Regions from separate parts of the Homo sapiens genome. Here region 2 is linked to region 1. The links are chromatin loops, found by intact Hi-C in ENCODE. Cell type or tissue: GM12878. All regions are shown on one strand. Region 1 has its middle 31 kb from the start of SLC25A52. Region 2 overlaps B4GALT6 (beta-1,4-galactosyltransferase 6).

Evidence for each region. A loop is a pair of places that touch in the nucleus more often than their neighbours do. Peaks named below come from ENCODE experiments on the same cell type or tissue, not always from the same donor. Only the 100,000 strongest peaks of a DNase experiment are listed, where the experiment ranks them.
Region 2: a loop joins it to region 1, with 2.6 times the contacts of the local background. A loop is called at or near these places in 1 of 110 quality-filtered maps.

What each region holds. Positions count from the first base shown.
Region 1 is chr18:31,790,125-31,794,124 of GRCh38, forward strand. No RefSeq gene overlaps it. Among named protein-coding and RNA genes, the nearest start is that of SLC25A52, 31 kb to the left of the region's middle. RefSeq lists an enhancer at 2,447-2,506. In GM12878, no CTCF peak of the experiment used is centred here; DNase peaks (open chromatin) are centred at 1,827 and 2,277; H3K27ac peaks cover 1,008 bases.
Region 2 is chr18:31,644,856-31,648,855 of GRCh38, forward strand. B4GALT6 (beta-1,4-galactosyltransferase 6) reads right to left here. Exons shown (of 9, transcript NM_004775.5): 4 at 500-624. Among named protein-coding and RNA genes, the nearest start is that of B4GALT6, 38 kb to the right of the region's middle. In GM12878, a CTCF peak has its summit at 1,705; no DNase peak of the experiment used is centred here; H3K4me3 peaks cover 674 bases; H3K27ac peaks cover 3,265 bases.

The DNA of each region.
Region 1 (4,000 bases):
GCATTAAGAGAGGAAGGTTAGGCCAGATGCGGTGGCTCACACCTGTAATCCCAGCACTTTGGGAGGCTGAGGCAGGTGGATCACCTGAGGTCAGGAGTTCAAGACCAGCCTGGCCAACATGGTGAAACCTTGTCTGTACTAAAAATACAAAAATTATCTGGGCGTGGTGGTAGGCCCCTGCAATCCCAGCTACTCAGGAGGCTGGGGCAGGAGAATCACTGGAACGTGGGAGGCAGAGGTTGCAGTGAGCCGAGATTGTGCCATTGCACTCCAGCCTGGGCAACAAGAGTGAAACCCTGTCTCAAAAAAAAAAAAAAAAAAAGAGAGAGGAAAGTAAAATGAATTTTCTCTGATGACCAAATGAGGTCATAGACTGTAGATTAATTGTTGTACTAATCTAAAGACTTAGATTTTCTCCAGAAACACTCAGCCCCCTGTTGTTGGAGAATAGAAAGTGGACTTTAAGATGTATCCAAGATTGAAGGCCTACAAAATGAGTTGTATGGAACCACAATGGATCTACGAGCTGAAAATGCTGAAGAAAGGAGTAGTTCAACTGGTCAACCTGAACACACAGGTCTAACAGAGATGGTTGTAAAGATGTGAGTTTGGGGCGTGGGGTCTTACACTCATGGAAGTCACCCAGGGTGGCAGCAGGAGTGAGGGTAGAAAGGAGGATTTGATTCTGGGGTGAGAGTCATCATGTGTTTGGGAGATTCCTGATGTTCAATCAATGGTGACAACAGGGAAAGGTGCGGGGAGGTGATGTTGTCCATAGAGAGGGGTTAAAAGACAGGGGTCATTTAGGGAAAGCAATTAGCTCTTTCAGGCCTCACGGAGTGGTATTCCTGGAGTGGGGGACAGGAGAGTGAGGGTGTTATGGACTGAATTGTGTGCCCGCCTCCCCCAACCCGTCATATGTTGAATCCCTAATCCCTAATGTGACTGTATTTGGAGATAAGGACTCCAAAGAGGTAATTAAGGTTAAATGAAGTCATTACCTCATTTTGCTCATACTGCCATTAAATGGCAGTCTTTTTAGCCTAATGTCACAACCTGCCTTAGACCCAAAGGATAGTTGCATATAAAGCCTTCCCTTTCTATTCCTCCTGATTTGGTGCCATCCTTCGTGGTGCTGTGCCTGGGTTGCTACAGGAGTATATAGAAACCGCACACCACCACTGTTCTATCCTTTCACCCCCACGACTAGTGTCCTTGTAAGAGGAGGAAGCCCCAGGGGTGCACACTCACAGACGAAAGACCATGTGAGGACACAGTGCGAAAGCAGCCACCTGCGAAGCAAGGAGAAAGGCCTCAGGAGAATCTAACTGGGCCTGAGCTTTGATCTTGGACTTGCAGCCTTCATCACTGAGAGAAAATAAGCTTCTTTGAAGCCATCCAGTCTGCAGTATTTTGTAATGGCAGCCCTAGGAGACTAACACAGAGGGCATGGCCCAGGATCTCACCTTCGTCTTTGCAGGACTAAAATCTAATTTTGTTTGTTTACATGATAGATAATCATTCCAGAACTGACTCATATTTACCAAACTCATAAAAATTTGCTGTGTAGACCAGAAGAATAATTTGATTAACATAGCAAAATAAAGCCTCCAGGAGAACTGGAGCGCACTCCGTCGATGCCAGTGCATTCTCTCCCTGTTGGCAAATATTTGGGAAGCTAAATTATTATCTGAAGGTCACTTGGTGAGCATGGTTTTAAAAGAAAGAGAAGTGGAGAGTATTGAAAGACATTGCTGTAACTCAATGCTGCCAGTGACATGGGCCTGTGACCACAAAATAGGTTTACATCCTCTTTGCTTATTCAACTTATTATGACTCTAACACCCACTGGTCCACTTCCTTCAAAGCGCCTTGCCAGTTATTTGTGGGAGTTTCTCTAGGTCTTGCCTCAAGGGAACTATGCCACAGATCCCTGTTGCTTCTTAACCCTCAACACTGACCATCTTTGTAAAATAGCCACCTGGTGGGGACAGCTGTCCCTCATGATGCCCACTCTAATGCTTCCACTCTGCCCTCAGTGTGGGGACCCTGTTGCCACTAATTCCCCGGAGGACAGTTCAGACCAGACAGTGGCTTTTATTAATTTTTAGTAAAGTAGGAAGACAGAAAATGATGTGGAAACTATCTTATAACTGCTACTGACCATAACCTCAAGAGTTCCTGGAGAGCTTGCAATAGACCTCCTCATAATAAGAGTAGGCCTGACTCCCCAGGCACCTCTAGGCATCCCCACAAATTAAGTTCAGACCCAATTGCACCCGAGGGGATGTCCTCTCCCACTCCGTCCTACCTCAGGATGACTGGCAGTAGAAACAGGTATTCCCCGCAGGGGAGGAACCCTCACACTCACCATGTGATGTGGCTTCACGGCTCAGACACTGCAATAGCAAAAGCCAACACTACCCTCAGTCTTAAAACCTCCCTTTTCTTGACACTTCCACCTTCTAAAGATGCCAAGTATATGGATGTGACTGTGAAATGTGCCCAGATAAATTTTAAGGAGATACAATATTGACTCCTGAGTGTTAAACCAATAAATTACAACATAACAGATGTGATTCACCCTGTTCAAAGGTTACTTTAGAGGTTATACTTTCTCCCAGGCCATAAACAGGAATAACACATAAGGGCAACTGATGCTTGATTGGACACAAAAGGAGACTAGCTTTATCACTGCTATGGACACATCGGAGACAGAATAGGTGAGCAGAGGATGTTGTCTATGTGACGGTAATAGATGGGTATTGGATAATGAGAAGCCATTCATCAGAGCCCAGGAAGAAGAAACCCAGAGCCTGGGAAGAAGAAACACTGAATCTGAGAAACTCAGTCACCAGAGAGTACTTTTCTGGGAAGCTGTGGTTTATGGAAAAGAAGGAATGCAGGTTGGAAAAGCAAAAAGAGAGCAGAGGACAGCTGCTTCCTAATTCCACAGGTAGCTCCCACCTGGGCTATCTCTAGTGTATGGCTCTTGAGACTTCATATTTATTTAGATTCTGCTTTACAGTTTACAAAGGGCTTCATATGTCTCTTATATGCTGAGGAAAGATAGTGGTGTTATATTGCTGAGGGAAACTGAGGCAAGATTTTAGTACTAGTAGAACTATAGAACTGATCTAGCACCCAGATCTTCAGCTTCCAATTCAAAGACATTTCCCCTCTAGGATTGCTGATCCAAACCAGAAGCTTGTCTCCGCAGCTTTGTCTGCCCTTTCTTGTCAAGCCTCCTCATGCCATTGCACTTTCCTACTTGCCTTGAACACCTTCCCTTTATATTCCTCCTGATTTGGTGCCATCCTATGCCTGGGTTGTTACAGAGAGTATATAGAAACAGCACAAGGCCATTGTTCTATCCTTTCACCCTTTGAGATGCAAGCACTATTTATCTTGGAATTTTTCATTTGGGTAATAACTAGACAAAGAATTACAGTACCTACTCCTTTCCTCCTTCAGCAAGGAGTCCTCAGGCAAGGTAACACTACTGGGGCCAGGTTCTCAGAAGAGAAGACTGTGAGAAGGAGGAGGAGGAAGAGGAGGAGGAGGAAGAGAGGAGGAGGAAGAGGAGGAAGAGAGGAGGAGGAAGTGGAGGAGGAGGAAGAGGAGGAGGAGGAAGAGGAGGAAGAGGAGGAGGAGGAGGAGGAATAACAGCCATTTATCATTCTTTGTATTGTTAGCTGGTGAAGCAAAATGGATACACTTTGTCTCTACAAACACACATTACAGCCAATGAGACATAAAAAAGGTGAAAATGGGCTACATTTTAAAAACATTATTTGCCTTGCATATTTTTATGAGTCTCCTTGACCCTGAAACTGAGGAAAAAATAACCTTCAAAGCAGAGAAGGGAGGTAGTGAAAGCAAACCAAACCAGAATACGAGATGAACATCATTGACATCAGAAACCATCTGCTGGTCTTTGTTGTTAAGAAAAACCCGTTAGCCTGGTTTAATGGGGACAGATCAGACAGCATGAGGTGGA
Region 2 (4,000 bases), 150 kb before region 1:
TGAGCAGCCTCTTTATAATCTTGGATTCTGAGAAACAGAGCTTGAAGACCCCAATGCCAGAACAAACTGAAAATCGGGATATTAATATCCTCCCAGTGAGTTCTCACAATTCAGAAACTGGTGAGGCTATGCTTGCAGGTGTCAGTAATCATTAGGGACAGCTGCAGGAGGCAGGGAACTCACAGCCTCTCTTCCAAACAGAACAGAACAACAAAAAAATCTATTTTCCAAGCCAAACTCAAGTCACGTATTTATTACCAGGAACTCAAAGAGAATGAACCGAGCATCTATTTTGTATCTACACAGGTGCATTTACAGTCTTCACACATAACACTTAAATCACATTTGAATTATAAATAGTAAACATTAAAGACAAAACTTTTGATGTTTTAAATTTATCAAGACTTAAAGACATTTGTCTCTGTATTCTGAATCAAGCACATTCTTTCCTCAAATGCTCAGTAACAATCAAATTGCTTATGAAAAGAATTTACCTCACCTTCCATCTGGGTTTACAGTCTTTTGGCCTCCAATGACCCCCTGGCTCAATATCTAAATCCTTGGAGAAGAGTTGATGAATTTCATCAAAACTGACTTCGCTTACATTGACATTGAGGAATCCTCCTACAAATTAAAAATGTAAAGAATTGTTTTAATATTTTTTGCCTCAAAGATCTAGTAGAACAAATAATAATCAGCAGGGTGATGGCATATCTTAGTTGCCAGGACAATACAGTTTACTCCTGTTACCACCACAAAATTATGAATAGCGCTCCCTTTCACTTTTAGTTTCAATGATAATATATATGGTCACCCTTCTATGTTTGGTAAATCGGCCAAAGAAAATCAAATTCTTTTTAAAAACCGTTTTGCTTTTGGGTAATATATTGAATAATTTAGTATTATTTGGAAAATGTTTGCATGTCATTATAACTTAACACTGCAATTTAACAACTATTCAAATATTTTAATACCATTTTTAATTTTAACATTTTCAACACAGGGGACACAATGGCACAGTACTTAACAATGAAATAAGCAGTCAGATTGACTGGGAACTGATTCCTAGCTTCTGTCTATTGGGAAAATGATTTAACCTCTCTGTGCCTCAGCCTCCTCCTCTGTAAAAAGGACAGTGATGTCTGCCTCCCAAGGTGGTTGTATCCATTCCAAGAAATCATCTGTGTGAAGGATCATATGCCGTGTCAGGCATTAGGTACAACCAACAAATGTTAGCTACTATTACTGTTACCTACTGACATTTCTTAAGAGAGGGAATTTGCAAACATAATTCAAAGTACTGATTCTGAGCACTTACCATATATCAGGCCCCTTGGCATACAAAACTGAAAAACCACTTCTGAGGTATTCCTGGTCTAACAGGCACTCATTCTCCAAATTAACAAATATATGACATTACTGGAGGTGTTCTTACTAGTAGCTTTTCTAATGTATACCATTGAAACAGGAATGAATCTTGAATGGAAAACCACTTCCGTTAACCCCAAAAGAGAACTAAGAATCAAGAAGCCTCTTTATCTCCCCCTGAATTAAAATAGCTGCATGATCACTAACATCCCTTCAAAGCAATGCTATCTTCAATGACTTCACTGTTAGAACAGGATGTAAAAGGCTATTGAAACTACAGATCATCTTTTAGCAGTTTTAATGTCATCCGTTAACTTCCAAATAGGTACAAATTGCTCTGGAGCGCCCTCCAGCCAAATTCTTCTCTCTGACCTCATCTCATAAAATACAAACCAACAAATGTTGAGGTTTCCCATTTCGAGTCTTCTGAGTTTCATGTGGCCACAATTTCATATAAAAACACTCAGTTCCTCTCTAGAGAGCCTCTTTGCTCCTGCTATTCTATATTTTAGGAGTTTTCACAATGGCCTCTCTTCCTGTCCCCACTTCATCCTAACCAGGCAGAGCTGTCTGTAGCCTCCACGCAGGCATGCTAGAGTATTTTACATCGAAATACCTGCTTCCCAGAATAAGTTAGAAAAAGAATTGCAATCTTCTAATGCCTGCCTGTTCTACTGACAACATAAGCAGTCTTTTATAACCAAACACTCAGCCTTCAGCGTGACAAGATACACAAACTAGCTAATCTTAGAAAGGTCAGATTCATCTAAAAGAAAGAGAAACCTATGAACTTGCAGAGAAAGAGTAAGTAAAATGTAAGATTGATCAGTAAACATAAGTACAGACTATCATGACTCAGCTGACAAAGAACAGAATCTAACATTGTAATCAAATAAAATTTACACAAATAAATCTGATACATTTAATAGTATGCATGATTGCTAAAATGATAGTAATTAGGCTAAATAATAAGCAGTTCATATAAGTAACTGAAGCTGGTATTCTTTCTGCACTGTTAAACCACATTTTTTGTCTTTTTTCCAGCTTTATTGCTTCAACAGCTGTAATCATCATTATTGTCAGCAGTTTTCTCCAGCATCATTTGCAGTTTAATTTCCATCTCCAACGCATATGTGCTGGCAAGAGACAGGCTTTATTTCTTTCCCTCAATAGAGAGGGCTTCCTCTGTCCATCACTATCCCCATGCCTGAGGTATCCTAAGTTCACACTCCTCGGGGTTGTGCACCTCCCCCACCCCATCCACACCCCTCAGAGTCCATCAGGAGCTTTCCTATGTGCTTGTTGCCCTTTGCTCTGAAATCCTAGTAATTTGCTCATTGAAGGCTAAAGATTGACCTGGTGGCATGCTACCCATGATAAGAGCAACATCGCTATACTGGGGAGTGTAGGGGACAGGCCTCCCAGGACAAGTATTGCCACCACTGGGAACAGCGAAAGTGTGATCAGAGAGAGGAAGAACAAACATTCATCATTGTGGGGAGTGGTATTAGGGAGAAGATCCTGTACATAGGAAGGGAAGGGAAAAGGTCATGTTATAAAAAGAGTGGCCAGGAAGAAGTATGCTGCAGATAAACTAATGATGGTGTGGTTTCCAAACCGTCCTTGGGAAGGACCTCTCTCAGGGATCCTGTGGTTGGAGAAGGGAGGACTCAGGCTCCCCCAACACAGCCACTTTCATCTCTTTCGCGTACTCTTTTGTCCCCTTTAGGTTTCACTCAAGAAAGCCTTCCACTGCTTTAAAAACAAAACAAAAGGCATCGGAAAACCACCTGCTATGAATGAAGCTAGAGAGGGAATGTCCTTCTTGTAAAGAAGGACACCATCAACTGGGCCAGTCCCCTTTATTTCACTCGCTGAGATTTCAAGGGCAACTGAAGAGATCCACTGAACTCCATGGAGAGCCAATCTTCACTCTCCTCTGTGGTGAATCTGAGATTGGTTGTTGTTGTTCTTAATCCCAGATGTAATAGTATAAATCTAAGATTTTTAACTGGCACAAGTGGTTTCTTTCCCAGTTAGAGATTTAAAGATCAGAAAATAAATATGTTGACTGAAATCCATTTACCCAGCAGTGTAATCACAATCAGCAAATGTAAATAATATAATTTACCAAATACTGAATTTCACTATTTTGAAGGTGGCGCTGGGGTTAGAAAGGAAAGAGCAGGAGAACTGAGTGTCTGAAGAGTGGAGGGGCTGCCAAGTACCTAGAAGGTCAAGGTGAAGGACAGGGAACTCAAGTCAGCTGGAAGCTACCTTCCAGTCGTGTGTGCCAAACTGCTTCTATCATGTGTGAGGGTAACTTAGTTGCACCATTGGTTATGTAGGACATTTACTATATCCTAATGCTGAATTTGCAAGATATGCAGCAATGCTGCCCATCTGGGAAAGCCAGGCATGCATGGGCCCAAACAACAGGCTTATTGTGCTATGGATGATAATGTATCACATGACATGATTTAGGATTTTACTTTTTCTATTAAAATATAATTCTTAAAATAACAAATATTCAAAACCTATGAATTACCTACGTTTATATTTTTCTAACATTTCAAGTAAAATTTAAGGCATATAATCTCCAGAGAGTTGTTTGTTCTATAAATCAATAGTT